Linked DNA regions of Homo sapiens: region 1 is linked to region 2. A link is a loop called in an ENCODE intact Hi-C map of the cell type or tissue named here. Cell type or tissue: psoas muscle. All regions are shown on one strand. Each heading gives the region's core, and the rest is flanking DNA. Links, peaks and the distances in the headings are about the cores only.

Region 1 (8,327 bases), core at 295-8,294, 83 kb before region 2:
CCTTTTTTTTTGAGATAGAGTTTCGCTCTTGTTGCCCAGGCTGGAGTGCAATGGCACGATCTCAGCTCACTGCAACCTCCGCCTCCCGGGTTCAGGTGATTCTCTTGCCTCAGCCTCCCGAGTAGCTGGGATTACAGGCGTGTGCCATCATGCCCAGCTAATTTTTGTATTTTTAGTAGAGACGGGGTTTCTCCATGTTGGTCAGGCTAGTCTCAAACTCCGGATCTCAGGTGATCCACCCACCTTGGCCTCCCAAGGTGCTGGGTGGCTGAGCCACCGCACCTGACAGTAATTCCTTTTTATTAGAAACTTGGATGCACTTAAGTTGGGTTGTGTGGATTTTTATACTCAGATCACAGCCCAAAAAAGCTGTCTTGTCAGGGTTGGGTGTAGGTAATCCTAACACTTTGGGAGGCCGAAGCAGGCGGATCACTTGACACCAGGAGTTTGAGACCAGCCTGGCCAGCATGGTGAAACCCCGTCTCTACTAAAAATACAAAATTAGCTGGGCGTGGTGGCATGTGCCTATAATCCCAGTTAGGAGGCTGAGGCAGGAGAATCTCTTGAACCCGGGAGGTGGAGGTTGCAGTGAGCTGAGATCATGCCACTGTACTCCAGCCTGGGCAACAGGGCAAGACTCCATCTCCAAAAAAAAAAAAAAACCATCTTGTGGCCTTAACCTTGTGGGTCTCAGCTTCTCTGCTGCCTCTGGTCTTCGGTTGCCCCACCAGGTGGCTATGATTTCACACTGATCAAAGTTAAATATTTTTACATTCATCTAGTTTATTTGCATTGTTTAAGGTAGAAAAAGGTTATAGGTTGAGTGTAGTGGCTACGCCTGTAATCCCAGCACTTTGGGAGACTGAGGTGGGAGGATCACTTGAGCCTAGGAGTTTGAGATCAGCCTGGACAATGTAGTGAGACCCTATCTCTACAAAAAATAAGAAAATTAGCTGAGCATGGTGGTGCATGCCTGTAGTTCCAGCTACTTGGGATGCTGAGAAGGGAAGATCGCTTGAGCCCTGGAGGTCGAGGCTGCAGTGAGTGTGATTGTGCCACCACCTGAGTGACAGCAAGACCCTGTCTCAAGAAGAAAAAGAGAAAAAAAAGGTTATAAAGTTCCCTAGAAATGTAGGACTAGATATTAAATAATAAATAAGGAATTATTAATTTTGTTGGGTATGATAATTAAGTTCTGATCTGATAGGCATGTATTCTGAGATATTTGTAGGTGAAATAATATGATTTCTGGGATTTGCTTTACTCAAAATAGAAGAAACAAAGGGGATAGCTGAATGCTTTGGTAATGGTTATATATTGTTCTGTCTACTTTTATGTATTTTTGAGAATTTCCATAATAAAAAGTGGAGGGGAAAAGATCCTCTAGGTTACAGGCCCTGAACTATCAGCTGCTGTAGTCACTGCTGGACCAGTGTCTGTGAGGAACTGAAAGCTTGGATTGGACCAGTACCTTTTAAAATTTGGTCACTGCAGGCACCAGGAAGCCATACCTTCTCCATGCTGACCTGATGCAGACATAAATGTGTGTGTCTGTATAACCGAAGTGAAAGTTTAAAGGAACCACACTTAAACGCTCTGATTTTTTAATTCTATTTTTTTTTCTTTCTATTACAACTGGTGGTTGGCCAGGTGCGGTGGCTCACACTGGTAATCCCAGCACTTTGGGAGGCTGAGGTGGGTGGATCACCTGTCAGGAGTCTGAGACCAGCCATGGTGAAACCCCATCTCTACTAAAAATACAAAAATTAGCTGAGCGTGGTGGTGGGGCCTGTAATCCTAGCTACTTGTGAGGCTGAGGCAGGAGAATTGCTTGAACTCGGGAGATGGAGGTTGCAGTGAGCTGAGAATGTGCCATTGCGCTCCAGCCTGGGCGACAAGAGTAAGACTCCGTCTCAAAAAAAAAAAAAAGGCTCATGGTCATGACCCACTAAACCGATTCTATAACTGTCACAAGCCATACTTGGGTTCAGAAGGTGAATTGGGGCTGCTATATTTTGTTTTATTTTTCCTCTTGGGTAGCTATTGCAGTGATTCTTGGATGGCAACTTGGTAACTCAGGGTCAGGAGGCTGGAGAACCAGGCAGGAGGTGCTCAGCAGAGAACCTAAGGCAGCCAGTAGGTGAGGCCAGAATGATCGGCAACATAAGGCTGGTTACTTTTCTGTCTTGAAGAGTTACCATTTACATAGTATGTATTTGTTAATTTTCAACATATTGTCAGATTCTGTCATAATTTAGATTCAGAAAGCACATCAGAACCTTCCAGGGCTGCTCTGAGCATCCTTTCAGAGGAAGATAGTGTAAAGCAAAACGTTTCTCTTAGCAATATTATTGCAGTGAAGGGCTTCCCTGCAGACGAGAAGGGCGTCTGCAGTCTGCCCCACTGGGGCGCTTACTCTTGATCTTCCAGTTTTTTCATTTCCGTCAGCAGTGCCCCCTCCTTGTTGTCACTTTGCAGTGTAAGTAAATGGTCATGATTAAGTCCTATAAACCTAACTATTGAGCATTTAAATCACCCTCTATTGTTGGTTTACGTGGTGGCGATACAAGTTTTTAGTGAGATAACTTGGTCATGCCTTGCCTATTATGTGCTTAGCCCACTGAGAAGAGGGTTAGGGACATTGCACTTTGGAAAGTAGGTCACTTACACCTAAAATTAGAGACTAAAGGCAGACCTAGGATGTCAGAAGAGACATGGGGCAGGCAGCAGCCACTTCCAGCCAGGTTGAGACCGGGACTGTGTCCTGCAGTTCAGAAGCAGAGATGAGGTGGAGAGGACCCCCCAGTCCTGGGAAGTCCTTGGGCTGGGAAGTTGGGTGTTGGTTCTGTATGCACTTGAAGCCACTGGAGGTGTTCCACATCATGCATTCACTTGTCCATTAAACTATTGTTTATTAGCACCAATGGTGTCAGACACAGATGCTGGAGACTGAAATGTGTACGGTGAGCCTGTGGCTGCAGAGCAGGAAGTGGAGCCCGGGGATGGATGGTGGGAGCAGGCTTTGGTAAGAGTGATCAGGAACACCTTTATGAAAACTTCAAAAGCAAATGTAAAGAAAAAAAATCATGTAACGAAGTCCCCTGTGCCCATGTGTGGGCAGTCAGTTTCATGTGCACCTTCTCCTCATTCCTGCTTCCTGCCTGTGTGGGCCGAATAGTGTCCCCTCAGAGTCATGTGCTGAAGCCCCTACTTCCAGGACCTCAGGATGTGACTGTATTTGAAGATGGAGTCTTTTTTTTTTTATTTGTTTTTATTTTAGACGGAGTCTTGTTGCTCTGTCACCCAGGCTGGAGTGCAGTGGTGCAATCTTGGCTCGCTGCAAGCTCCGCCTCCCAGGTTCCCGCCATTCTCCTGCCTCGGCCTCCTGAGTAGCTAGGACTACAGGTGCCCGCCACCACACCTGGCTAATTTTTTTGTATTTTTGGTAGAGATGGGGTTTCACCGTATTAGCCAGGATGGTCTCAATCTCCTGACTCCGTGATCCACCCACCTCGGCCTCCCAAAGTGCTGGGATTATAGGCTTGAGCCACCATGCCTGGCCTGAAGATGGAGTCTTTAAGGAGGTGATTGAGGTAAAATGAGGTAATTGTGTGGGCCCTAATCCAATCTGATGGATGTCCTTATAGGAAGTTATTAGGACACAGAGAGGAATGATCATTGGAGGACTCATGGAGAAGGCAGCCATCTGCAAGCCAAGGAGAGACCTCAGGAGAAACCACCCTGCTAAATTTACCTTGATCTTGGACTTTCAGCATCTAGACTCTAAGAGAATAAGTTTCTATTATTGAAGCCACTCAAGTCTATAATACTTAGTCCTGGCAGCCCAAGAAGGCTAATGCACCAGGTGATTTTGAAGCAAACCCTAGAGTTCAGTTTGTAGATAGAAGTGCAGTAGTAACTCATCAAGACAGAAGAGTAACAAGCCTTATGTTGCTGGTCATTCTGGCCTCATCTGCTGGCTGCCTTAGGGTCTCTGGGGTGAGTTCTGAGGACCAAGTCTACACTGTCAACATGGCCACGGACGAGCTGCTCAGAGTGACAGGACAACCCTCACTGTGCTGTATGTAAACCATAAATCACAGCACACTCTTTGTGGTTGGGAGAACATGTATGGTGTTTTGGGAGCTGGCACAGTCAGGGATGTCATTCATTTCATCTGGGACAGGCTTTGTGCTCTGGGATCTGTGGCGGGAGCAGTGAGCCCAGCCATGTCCTCTGCATGCATCGCTGTGTCCTTGTGAACAGTGGATCTTTGTTAGCGCGCTTCGCACTCCTTGGCTTTTTTATCTTTCAATCAAGAACAGCAACTGCTCTTCAAATGATTCTACAGGTATGAGGGAGTTTACATTTGGATTTGTCAATGGAACCATTAGGATTTTTTGTTTGTTTGTTTTGTAAAAATAAGAACTTTTTTCCTTAGCCTTGTGTCTGTGCCAAAAATGTGACCTTTTTTTTTCTCCCAAGTGTGCCCAAACAGTAACAATTTTTTGCTTGGATTATGTTAAGAATTAGGGCATTTGACCATAGGCATTAGATGTATGTGCAATGAAAGTGATCCCCTTTAATAAGCATAATAGGAACATGGAATTTGGGCTTTTGTTTGCAGCTTAGGATGATGGTGTGTCTTGTAACCCAAGGAGGTTTTTCACTTTTCTGAAAGTGAGAAGACTGGTCAGCCTAAACCCGTGGTGTCACTGTTCTTAAGGGAAACCTAGTTGAGGAGTGGGAGATAACCATTTCACATGTTGTTTTTGTACCTTGGAGAAAAAAAAGAGAGAAGCCTTTATTTAAATCTTTATGTCTATTCTATAGTTTAAAATTCCATACAGGTTTTTTTCAAAAAATCAAATTTGCTTCCTGTGTGTTGTCACCATGAGCTCTCTGGTCAGGTGTGGAAACTGAAATGTTTCCCTTGTTGGTTTATGTGGTGGGGTACATTTTTTTTTTTTTTTTTTTTTGAGGTGGAGTCTTGCTCTGCTGCCCAGGCTGGAGTGCAGTTGCATGACCTCAGCTCACTGCAGGCTCCGCCTCCTGGGTTCAAGCAATTCTGCCTCAGCCTCCCAAGTAGCTGGGACTATAGGTGCGTGTTCCCATGCCCGGCTAATTTTTTTATTTTTGGTAGAGATGGGGTTTCCCCATGTTGGCAAGAATGGTCTTGATCTCTTGACCTCATGATCCACCCGCCTCGTCCTCCCGAAGTCCTGACCAATGTGTGCCTCTGTGTGCCACCGTGCCTGGCCAAGGGTACATGTTCTTTTTTTTTTTTTTTTTTTTTTTTTTTGAGACAGTTTTGCTCTTGCCCAGGCTGGAGTGCAGTGGCGCGATCTCGGCTCACCACAACCTCTACCTCCCAGGTTCAAGCGATTCTCCTGCCTCAGCCTTCCCAAGTAGCTGGGATTACAGGCATGCGCCACCAAGTCCGGCTAATTTTGTATTTTTAGTAGAGACGGGGTTTCTCCATGTGGGTCAGACTGGTCTCAAACTCCCAACCTCAGGTGATCCACCTACCTCGGCCTCCCAAAGTACTGGGATTACAGGCGTGAGCCACCGCACCCGGCCAAGGGTACATGTTCTTAATGAGATGCCTTGGTCAGGTCTAAGTGTCAGTTATGGTGCATGTTGATTTTCTGTCAGATGTCTGAAAATGCCCTAGATATGATTATGTCTAGCTAATTTATTACTGCCATTAGATACATCACCTTTACATAGCTTTTACTTTTCATGCTACTGGGTATAGACAATAACCATAGCCCACCTGCCTGTGCACTTCTAATATCAGGCTGAGTTCAAGTTCCTTTCTAAGGCTCCCCCTCTCACTTAGTATTGTCCGTCTTTCTTGAAAGAGGTATGTGCAGCCTCCGTGTTTGCTTTTTCCAGCACATTCTTCCACCCTCAGCATTTTATGATGAAAATTTTTGGGACAGGCACGGTGCTCACGCCTCTAATCCCAGCACTTTAGAAGGCCAAGGCAGGCAGATCACCTGAGATCAGAAGTTCAAGACCAGCCTGGCCAACATGGCGAAATGCTATCTCTACAAAAATACAAAAATAAGCAGGGCATGGTGGTGTGTGCCTGTAATCCCAGCTACTCCAGAGGCTGAGGCAGGAGAATCGCTTGAACCCGGGAGGCAGAGGTTGCTGTGAGCCAAGATTGCGCCATTGCACTCCAGCCTGGGCGACAGAGGGAGCCTCTGTCTCAAAAAAAAAAAAAAAAAAAAAATTTTTGAGTACACCAAAGTTGAAAGAATTTTGCAGTGAATACTTGCACCTAGATTCTGCCACTAACGTTGGCTATACTTGTTTTTTTTTTTTTTTTTTTTGAGACGGAGTCTCACTCTGTCACCTAGGATGGAGTGCAATGGCGTGATTTCGGCTCATTGCAACCTCCGCCTCCTTTGTTCAAGCGATTCTCCTGCCTCAGCCTCCCCAGCAGCTGGGATTACAGGCATGTGCCATCACGCCTGGCTAAGTTTTTGTATTTAGTAGAGATAGGGTTTCACCATGTTGGTGGGGCTGGTCTAGAACTCCTGACCTCAGATGATCCGCCCACCTCGGCCTCCCAAAGTGCTGGGATTACACTCATGAGCCACCCTGCCTGGCCTGGCTATACTTGTTTTATCCCATATCTAGCATTTGTTTATCACTGTACCTGCCCATCAACTCATTTTATTTTTCTGATGCATTCCTCAATAAATTGCAGACATTGTTTCACTTTGATCTAAATACATTAGCATGCATGTCATTAACTAGGGTTCAATATTTGCTTACAGTTTTCTTTTGATGTAAAATTATGTAACAATGAAATACACACTTTTTTTTTTTTTTTAAACAGGGTCTCACTCTGTCACAGAGGCTGGAGTGCCGTGGTGCAATCATGGCACACTGCAGCCTTGACTTCCCAGACTCAAGTGATCCTCCCGCCCCAGTCTCCTCAGTAGCTAGGACTAAATGGGTTTGTCACCATGCCCAGCTAATTTTTTTTATTTTTTGTAGAGACGAGGTCTCACTGTGTTGCCCAGGCTGGTCTTGAATTCCTGGGCTTAAGCAATCCTTCTGTCTCGGCCTGCCAAAGTGTTGGTATTACAGGCGTGAGCCACTGCTCCTGGCCAAATAATACACATCTTCAGTGAATATTAGCTAAATTTTGACAAATGCATACTCCTACGTAACTGAAACCCCTACTAAGAAATAAAATATTACCTACCATCACTGAGAAAATTCCCTTATGCCCCTTAGAAAGTCCTTCCCCCAAGGTAGTACTGTTCTGATTTTTTTCCACCATAGGTTAATTTTGTTCATTCTAGAACTTCATACAGATGGATTCATACAGTATACATTGTGTTGTGCAGGGATCACTGTACTCAGCATAATGTTTTTGAGATTTATCCATATATTGCTGCATGTTTCAGTTGCTGAGTAATATTTTGTTGTATGTTTATGCTGTGATTTGTTTATTCATTTGTTGGAGATTTAGTTTCTTTCTAGTTTGTGTATATATATATATATTTTTTTGAGATGGAGTTTTGCTCTTGTCGCACAGACTGGAATGCAATGGTGTGATCTCAGCTCACTGTAACCTCTGCCTCCTGGGTTCAAGTGATTCTCCTGCCTCAGCCTCCTGAGTAGGTGGGATTATAGGTGCCCGCCACGATGCCTGGCTAATTTTTGTATTTTTAGTAGAGATGGGGTTTCACCATGTTGGCCAGGCTGGTCTCGAACCCCTGACCTCAGGTGATACACTTGCCACGGCCTCCCAGTCTACTTTGTATTTTGAAAAAGCTGCTGTGAACATTTGTGAATGAGTCATTATGTGAACATGTTTTCATTTATTTTGGGTAAATACCTAATAATGGAATTGCTGAATTTTATGGGAACTATATGTTTAACTTTATAAGACACTGCCAAACTTTCTGCTAAATTTTTGTCTCCTAATTCTTTGTTTTTTTCTCTTTCCAGAGACAGGGTCTCATTCTGTAACCCAGGCTGGAGTGTAGTGGTGCAATCAGAGCTCAGTATAACCTCAAACTCCTGCAGTTCTCATGCCTCAACCTCCCAAGTAGTTAGGACGATAGGTGTGTGCCACTATGCCCAGCTAAATTTTTTTTTTTTTTGAGACGGAGTCTCACTCTTGTTGCCCAGGTTGGAGTGCAATGGTGCGATCTCAGCTCACTGCAGCCTCTGCCTCCCAAGTTCTAGTTATTCTCATGCCTCAGCCTCCCTGGTAGCTGGGATTACAGGTGCCCGCCACCACACCCGGCTAATTTTTGTATTTTTAGTAGAGATGGGGTTTCACCATGTTGGCCGGG
Region 2 (8,327 bases), core at 75-8,074:
ACGTCTCCTCTCCCATCACAATCCGGGGCTCCAGGGTGGCCGGGAGAGGAGCCTCCGTGGACAGAGCCTGGGAAGACAGGCCCTCAGGGAGGAGCATGGGGCTTGGGCCGCCCTCCCCTGGGTCCGCCCAGGCCGAGGGTGCCCCACCAGGCCCTGCATCCCAGCTGGCTCCCTCGGGCTGGGGCCGGGCACCCGGCTTGCTGGGCAGGAACGTGAGGGCCAGGTGGCTGGGCCCTGGGGTCAGAGCACAGGGCTCCCGCCGGTCCCCTCCCAGGATGGTGGTGGCAGCGGCCGCATCGCAGGACAGATCTGTGGAGATAGAGAAGATCATGAGGTGCCCCTGGATGCATCTCCCAGGCAAGGGCCAGGCCCGGGGAGATGAATTCCGGCTGCATAGGGCCCAGAGGAAGGTGGATCCAGGAAGGCAGGAGAGAAAAGAGAAGACCCTCTGCACGCTGCGTTTGAGGGAGAACTTCCAGGAGTTTTGACAGCAGAGAGCAGATGCTAGTGGTTTCCTAGAGAGGGGTTTTGAGGGAAGTGTTGCTGGGAGTCATGAACAGACCTGTCTGGCGGCTTTTCTCAAGGACACCTCAGCAAAGAACTAGCATTTCAGCCTCTCTGGGGAGACTGGATTGCAGTTTCCATTCCACAGAATCAGTGTGGTTCAGCTGGGCTCGGTGGGAGGGGCTGGTGGTGGGAATCTGCCAGGCAGTGCCAGTCCCATCCCATGACCTCCCAATAGATGCGCCACATGAGGCAGGTGGCACCAGCACGACGCGCGCAGCTCGAACACTCTGGGCTTCATGCCTCGCTCTGCCTCCTCTCTCTGCTGTCCTTGCTACCTACACTTGAGGCCAACATGTCAGGGTTTCACCAGGCCCCTCTGACCCTGCTCCCCTCCTGCACCCAGGGAGATGGGGAAGCCAGGGGCCACCACACGCAGCCAAGTTTCTGGAGAACAGAGATGAAGTGTCCCGTGGAGGCTTTGCTGGAGCATCTGGCCACAAGGGCAGTGGTGGGCAGGAACGGAGACCATGGAGCCCAGCAAGAGCACAGGACAGCTTCAGAGGGCCAACAGCAGCCTCTGGCTGAGTCCTCTCCTTGGTGGCAGCCACCCCATGGGTGACCACCAGTTCCTTCCCGGGTGCTGGGAGTTCCCACCCTGCCCTGTGGGCCTTCTCTGGGTCCCATGATGCACTCCCCCAACCCGCTGGGCAGGCTTCAGTATGAGGAGGCTCTGGTACTCAGTAAACGTCTGTGAGCTAACACACCTCCAGCTGAGAAAGGAGTCCATAGGAAGTAGCCCTCATGGGTCAGAAAGGACTTAGGGGACTCAGGAAGATGGAAGAAAACCCCTCCGAGGTTGCGGCACACCAGACCGCTATGGTTTTCTGCCTCCTGGACTCTTACTGGCCTGTATTTTATCACAGGCGAGATCACATTGCACATTCAGTTTTGAATCTAGCTATTTTCACCCAACCTAATCTCATAAGCATTTTCCTGTGTGCTCTAAATGCTCATAAGCTTCATTTTAAATGTCTCCATTATGTCCACTCCCTCACTTGGACCTAGGCCAAAGGCACCTCTGTTTGAAGCATCCAATGAAGGCCCTTCAGAGCCCAGGCCAGGTCTTGCCCAAGGTGGGGGAGCGGCGGCACACAGGGGCCAGCTCTCCAGGCTGCAGATGCCTGCCTGGTGGCTCCTGCTCTCCCGCACTCACTGGTGACCAGGACAACATCTCTTGCACCTCAGCTTTCTCATCTACAAAGCAGAGCCAGGATTAGAGTTGAAGCTGAAAGAAGGGGGACCCTGTTGCCAGGCTGCTCCAGCTCCCCTCAGCAGCATCAGAGCCCTGAGCCCTGAACCACCAGCCAAAACTTGTCACCCAAGGGCTTTGCTGCTGGGGTGATGGGACATCCAGGGGGTCCTGAGACAAGGGGGTCCTTTGGGTTCTTGCATGCCTGACACCCAACATCAGGAGTGGGCGTGGCTGGTGGGGCATCACTGGGTGCCCTGAAGCTGGGCTCTTGGTTCTGGCCCCTGGTGTGGCCCCCAGGGCAGGGGAACGGCTGAGCTGTTGGGATGGAGCAGAAACCAAAGGCCAAAGGTTTTTATAACTCATTCAAGGTCACCAAGCAAGCCAGAACAGAGCCAGCACAAGACCCTGGGGCTGGGAAGTCTGGGCCTGCACTCCCTGCCTCCCACCTAGAGCAGAGGCAGCAGCCTGTGTCACCCCAAACCAGGCCCCAGGCCCCAGCAGTGGTCCCATCTCTGGGTGACTTCTTGCCCACAGCAAGGTGCCCTTGGCCCTACCCACACATGGCTGACCTCCACGCCAGGACTGTCCAGGCTCGGCTCTTTCTAGGCCCCGTAGACCCCATCAGCCTCCACCAGCATTTGTTGACCCAGCCTAAGGACAGGTGGTCTGCACACCCAGGGCCATTGCTAATCAGGCCACCTCCCCCAAGGCCTTCCACCTTCCAGACCCAACTTAGGCTTTATTCCACCACCTGGCCCTCCATCCGGGCTTCCTAGGCTCTGGCCAGTCCTGCTCCTCCCTCCAGAGCCATGACCAGTCGCCGGCCCAGGACAGACCGGGTGCAACTGAGGACCCTCCCGGTGGTCACCTGATCGTACTGGGGGTATCAGCCGGACACCCCGCCTCCAGAACCCGCTGCCTCTGTCCAGAGCGGCCCAGCCCCAGCAGGCTGGCAGCTCGGTGCAAACAACGGGATGCAGCGGGCGGGATGCGAGCCCCACGATCCCTGGGTCGGAAGCCAAGGGCTTAAGCCCCCACGTTCTTTCTGGCTCGCGGCGGGCACTTCGTGCGCCCCACCTTCCCCGCAGTTCTGAGAGAGGCGGTAGCAGGGTTCAGATGGAGGGAAGGACAGGGCGCGGAAAGGGGAGGGGACTCGAGGGGGGCCAGGGGGATGGGGGAGAGGGGTGAAAGGTGAGCGATGGAAAGAGAACCCGGGCTGGAGAGGGGAGAGGCTGAAGGCAGGGAAAGAGTGGCCACGGCCTCACCTGTGCGGGGCCCGGGTCGGTCCGCCTCGGGCAGCAGCAGCTCGGCGCGGGCAGCCTCCCCAGGCATGGCCTGGCCGTGCGCCCGCCCGTCCCTCAGTCCTTCCGACCCTCCGTCAGTCCGTGCCGCCGCCCCGCCGAGCCTGCGCGGCCACCGCCCCTCGGCCGGGCGGTGGGGGCAGTGGGTGACGTCAGGCCGCCCCGCCCGCCTGTCCCAGCGAGTGAGCGTGCGCGGGCTCGCCAGGCACTGCGGAGGGCGTAGGGGGGGCTCCCTCCCCGCCCCCACCCCACCCGGCTGTGGCCTCCCTCTCGCTGTGGGCGGTTTCGTGGGGGAGCGGGGGTGGGCGCCTGCGCCCGGTCCCACCCTTTCCACAGCATTTACGAGGGAGGGTTTCAGGGCCAATTGGAAGCTGGGTTGCCTCAGGGTGGCATTCGCCCGTGGCCAGGAAGAGGCGGGGACGCCCCTAGAACCCTGGTTGTGGGAGGCTGGGGAGGTGGTTGGGATTCTGGGATGCTCGGAGCGCTTTGGGTGGAGTTGGCGGCGCAGCCTCCTTCCCCGCTGACCAAGCAGAGGGTGCAGGGCCTGGGGAGGGAGGGGGCCCCGCCCAGCCCGATGCCTCCATGCAAAAGGTGAGCTGGAGCTGCAGCTCTGGAGTGATTGGCTGGTCCTGGCAGTCGTCGGTCTCCGTGGCAACCGCCTCCTGTCTCCATGGCAACCAGGGATGGAGCCGACGAGAGCGCACCAGGGAAGGCGACCCGGATGGGTCGGTCTCCAGGTCTCTAGGCAACTCGGTGATCTGTCCTATCATCTCCCCTCCACCCCCACACTAGGCAGTAGAAGGAAAAGGAAGAAAGTGTTTCCCTCTATTCCTGGCAGCACCCTCTGCCACACCTCCCAGGAGGAAGCCCGCCCCGTGAATTTCCTGAAATGCCTCTTGCTTTCACACAGGCTACTGCGCCACCCAGATTCACTGAGCACCCCTCCTCCCCCGTGCCAGGCACCAGGGAGACAGATGAATGAGACATTGTCATCACCCCTGACTGGGGTGGGGGGAATCAGAGTAGCCATTGTCACAGGCAGGGAGGGAGGTTTCAACATCCTCAGTCTTCTGTGGGTTCTAACTTTGAGCTCATGAAGCCAGGGGCTGCCCTCTGACTCCCCCAGACCTGCCTCAAGGCTCAGTGCTACACACCTGGCTGCCTGCTGGGCATCTCTCCCCGCTGTACCCCAGGAGTCAGACACACCACACCATTAGAATTAACATCAACTTCAAACAATCTCTTCCAGAAAACAAAAGAGAAGGGGACACTTCCTAACTCATTTTATAAGGCAAGAAATATCCTGATGTCAAAACTAACAATGTGTCGCCAGGCGCGGAGGCTCACGCCTGTAATCCCAGCACTTTGGGAGGCCGAGGCTGGCGGATCACGAGGTCAGGAGATCGAGGCCATTCTGGCTAACGTGGTGAAACCCCGTCTCTACTAAAAATACAGAAAATGAGCCGGGAGTGGTAGCGGGCTCCTGTAGTCCCAGCTACTCAGGAGGCTGAGGCAGGAGAATGGCGTTAACCCGGGAAGCGGAGGTTGCAGTGAGCCGAGATCGCACCACTGCACTCCAGCCTGGGCGACAGAGCGAGACTCCGTCTCAAAAAAAAAAAAAAAAAAAAAAAAACTAACAAAGTGTCAATACACCCCAAGACCCCCAAAACGAAAACTGCAGACCAGCATCTCTCATGAATTCAGGCACAAAAATTCTCAATATTGGCAAATCAAATATAATGATGTATAAAAAAAATACACCATGACCAAGTGGAATTTATTCCACGTATGCAAGGCTGGTTTGACAGTTGAAAATCAATCAACAATACTCCAGAACACCAACAGGCTAAAGAAGAAAAATTTTGGTATCAGTTGACACAGAAAATGTGTTTGACATAACCAACATCATTCATGATTTAAAAAAAAACACTTTCAGCAAGTTAAAAATAAACTTGATAAAGATCTTATATAAAAAACTTATACAGCTAACATCATACTTAATGGTGAAAGACTGAATGCTTTTTAAGATTGGGAACAAGGCAAGGGTGTCCGCACTCACCACTCTTTTCAACATATTATTGGAATTTCTAAACCTTGCAATAAAGCAAGAAGAAATAAAAGGCAGATTGACTTCCAGAATGAAAGCATGGGGAGTTCTGCTGAGCAGCTCCCCAGTGAAACTGGTAAAAATTATTATTATTAATTTTAATTTTTTAATTTGAGATGGAGTCTTGCTCTTTTGACCAGTCTGTAGTGCAGTGGCATGATCTCGGCTCACTGCAACCTCTGTCTTCCGGGTTCAAGCGATCCTACTGTCTCAGCCTCCCGAGCAGCTGGGACTACAGGTCCCACCATGCCTGGCTAATTTTTGTATTTTTAGTAGAGACGGGGTTTCACCCTGTTGGCCAGGCTGGTCTTGAACTCCTGACCTCGTGATCCACCCACCTTGGCCTCCCAAAGTGTTGGAATTACAGGTGTGAGCCACCACACCCAGCCTGGTAAAAATTATTAAAAAAAAAAAAAAACAAACTGAGTTGAAAGGTCAGCAAGCCAGGCGTGGTGGCTCATGCCTGTAATCCCAGCACTTCAGGAGGCTGAGGTGGGCAGATCATGAGGTCAAGAAATCAAGACCTTCCTGGCCAACATGGTGAAACCCTGTCTCTACTAAAAATACAAAAATTAGCCGGGCGTGATGGTGCATGCCTGTAGTCCCAGCTACTCGGGAGGCTGAGGCAGGATAATTGCTTGAACCTGAGAGGCATAGGTTGCAGTGAGCTGAGATCGTGCCACTGCACTCCAGCCTGGTGACAGAGTGAGACTCCGTCTTGGGAAAAAAAAAAAAAAAGAAAGGGCCCAACAAAATAAAAGTGAAAGAGAGAACAAATTAAAGCTTCTGGAAATGGTCTGAAGGGCAAACAGCAAATGAAGAAACATCTGTTCAAGGCTGGATGTGGTGGCTCACGCCTGTAATCCCAGCATTTTGGGAGGCCAAGGTGGGCGGATCACTTGAGATCAGGAGTTCGAGACCAGCCTGGCTAACATGGTGAAAATCCATCTCTACTTAAAAAAAATACAAAAATTAGTTGGGTATGGTGATGCACACCTGTAATCCTACCTACTAGGGAGGCTGAGGCAGGAGAATTGCTTGAACCCTGGAGGCGGAGGTTCGTTGCAGTGAGCCGAGATCCTGCCACTGCACTCCAGCCTGGGTGATGGAGTGAGACTCTGTTTCAAAAAAAAAAAAGAAAGAAACATCTATTCAAGAAAATCTATGAGAATTTAGTAAGAAAGGCGAGAGTCTGTGGTATTTGAATCGAGACAACTCACTCCAGCAAAGGGAGGTGGACTCCACACCAGACTGGTGTTGCCAAGAACACAGGCTTCTTTTCTTCCATCTCCCGGTCAGAGGGCTTTCTTACTGGGAGGACGGAGTACTTCAGCATATCTCATCCTGCTCCCAGCTGCCTGTTGTGGAAGTAAGTCCTGGGTGAGTCTGGTTGAGGTGGGGCTCCCTTCTTCCACTTAGCCCCCACTTGTGGAAAGTGGACTCTACTTCGGGTGTGGCATGCTGAGAATACTGGGGTCCTGACAGCCCTTCTCACCGCTTATGAGGTGAGAGTTCCATGCCAGGAGAGGCTGCTGCCTCCCTTCCACTGACTGCTCAGCTCCTAGAGTGGGAGTGTGACTCAGAAGTTTGCCACTGAGCTAAGAGATTTTGCCTGGAGGGGAGAGGCAGGTTGTAAAACAGATAGCCCATGATCTCTTCCCAGAGGAAATGACCTTACTTGCAAGGCAACATAGGAAGTTTAAACCCAAGGGTATTCTCAACAGCAGTAGAGGTTATGGTGAAAGGCAACTGGAAGGAGATTCATGGATCTAATGAAGATACAGCCTAGGCTGGAGGTTGGCTAGTTTGCAGGAGAAAATGGGGTAATAAGACACCTGGGTGGAGCCCTACTGGGATTAAAGAAAATGTTAAACACTGGCCTCTGAAACTATTCTAGCTAAGAGGCCACAATTTGGATGAGTTTGCAGAGGAATTTCTGCCCAGAGTATTGTCGAAAACAATAGAGCAATCAGTGGAGTTTAGGAGTGGCAATTAGTGGAGTTTAACAGCTGGGCATGGTTAGGAAAAGAGAGTAGGAGAGCCTTACCAGAACCACTCTCATTCCAGGGTGACTGTGGGCATACACATAGCTGCACCTCCCTGAAGAGGACCATCAGAGGCGGAACATTGTAGGGGAGCGCGAAAGACCTCACCAAAAATAATCCAGCTAGTCACTAAGCAAATAAACAAGCAAACAGCAATACAAGCTCCAGAAGGGAGGGGGTTTGGACCTGTACCCAGAGTTGCTATTGGGTTACTGTTCAATTATTTATTTAATGTTATTAAAATGTCCACTTTCCAACAAAAAATTGGCAAAGAAATGAAAGTATGACTTGTATACCAGAAAAATAAAAAAGGCAGGAACAGAACCTGCCTGTGTAAGCAACAAGATTTTAACAGAAAAATATTTCAAAATAACCACTACGAATATGTTCGTAGAATAAGGGAAAGTATGATTAAAGAAGTAATGGAAGGTATATGATGATATTCCATCAAATAGAGAATATCAGCAAAGAGATAGAAATTATTTTTTTAATTAAAAAAAAATTTTTTTTGAGACAGGCTGTCACTCTGTTGCCCCAGCCGGAGTGCGGTGGTGTGATCATGGCTCATTGCAGCCTCCACCTCTGGGGCTCAGGTGATCTTCCCACTTCAGCCTCCTGAATAGTTGAGGTATGTGCCACCACACCCAGCTAATTTTAAAATTTTTTTGTAGAGACGAGGTCTCACCATGTTGCCCAGGCTGGATATAAATTTTTTAAAAATGCAAATTATGGAGTTGAAAAGTAAAATATCTGAAAGAAAAAATTCACAAGAGGGCTGAACAGTAGATTTCAGTGGGCGAAGAAAGAATTAGTGAACTTGATAGAGATTAGAGATTGATGGAGATTATACAAACTGAATAACAGAAAAAAAAGGAAAAATGAACAGAAACTCCAGAGAATGTGAACACTATTAAGCACACCCACATACACATAATGGGAATACCAAAAGGAGAGAAAAGAAAAAGGAGAAAGAAAAATATATGAAATAGTAATGACTGAAAACTTCTCAAATTTACTGAAGAACAATAATCTACACAGCCACAAAGTTCAATGAACTAAAAAAGAATATATGAAAATAGACCCACATGCCTGTAATCCCAGCATTTTGGGAAGCT

Evidence for each region. Peaks named below come from ENCODE experiments on the same cell type or tissue, not always from the same donor. Only the 100,000 strongest peaks of a DNase experiment are listed, where the experiment ranks them.
Region 1: it touches region 2 in a loop (2.6-fold over the local background); 17 of 110 quality-filtered maps call a loop at or near these places.

What each region holds. Positions count from the first base shown.
Region 1 is chr7:45,003,082-45,011,408 of GRCh38, forward strand. All of the region lies in intron 1 of CCM2 (CCM2 scaffold protein), which reads left to right. Among named protein-coding and RNA genes, the nearest start is that of CCM2, 7.0 kb to the left of the region's middle. In psoas muscle, for the core only: no CTCF peak of the experiment used is centred there; no DNase peak of the experiment used is centred there; H3K27ac peaks cover 100 bases.
Region 2 is chr7:45,085,804-45,094,130 of GRCh38, forward strand. It overlaps NACAD (NAC alpha domain containing), which reads right to left and starts at 3,166. Exons shown (of 8, transcript NM_001146334.2): 1 at 3,025-3,166; 2 at 1-309. The coding sequence starts at 3,091. In psoas muscle, for the core only: no CTCF peak of the experiment used is centred there; DNase peaks (open chromatin) are centred at 2,658, 3,198 and 3,698; H3K4me3 peaks cover 1,597 bases; H3K27ac peaks cover 726 bases.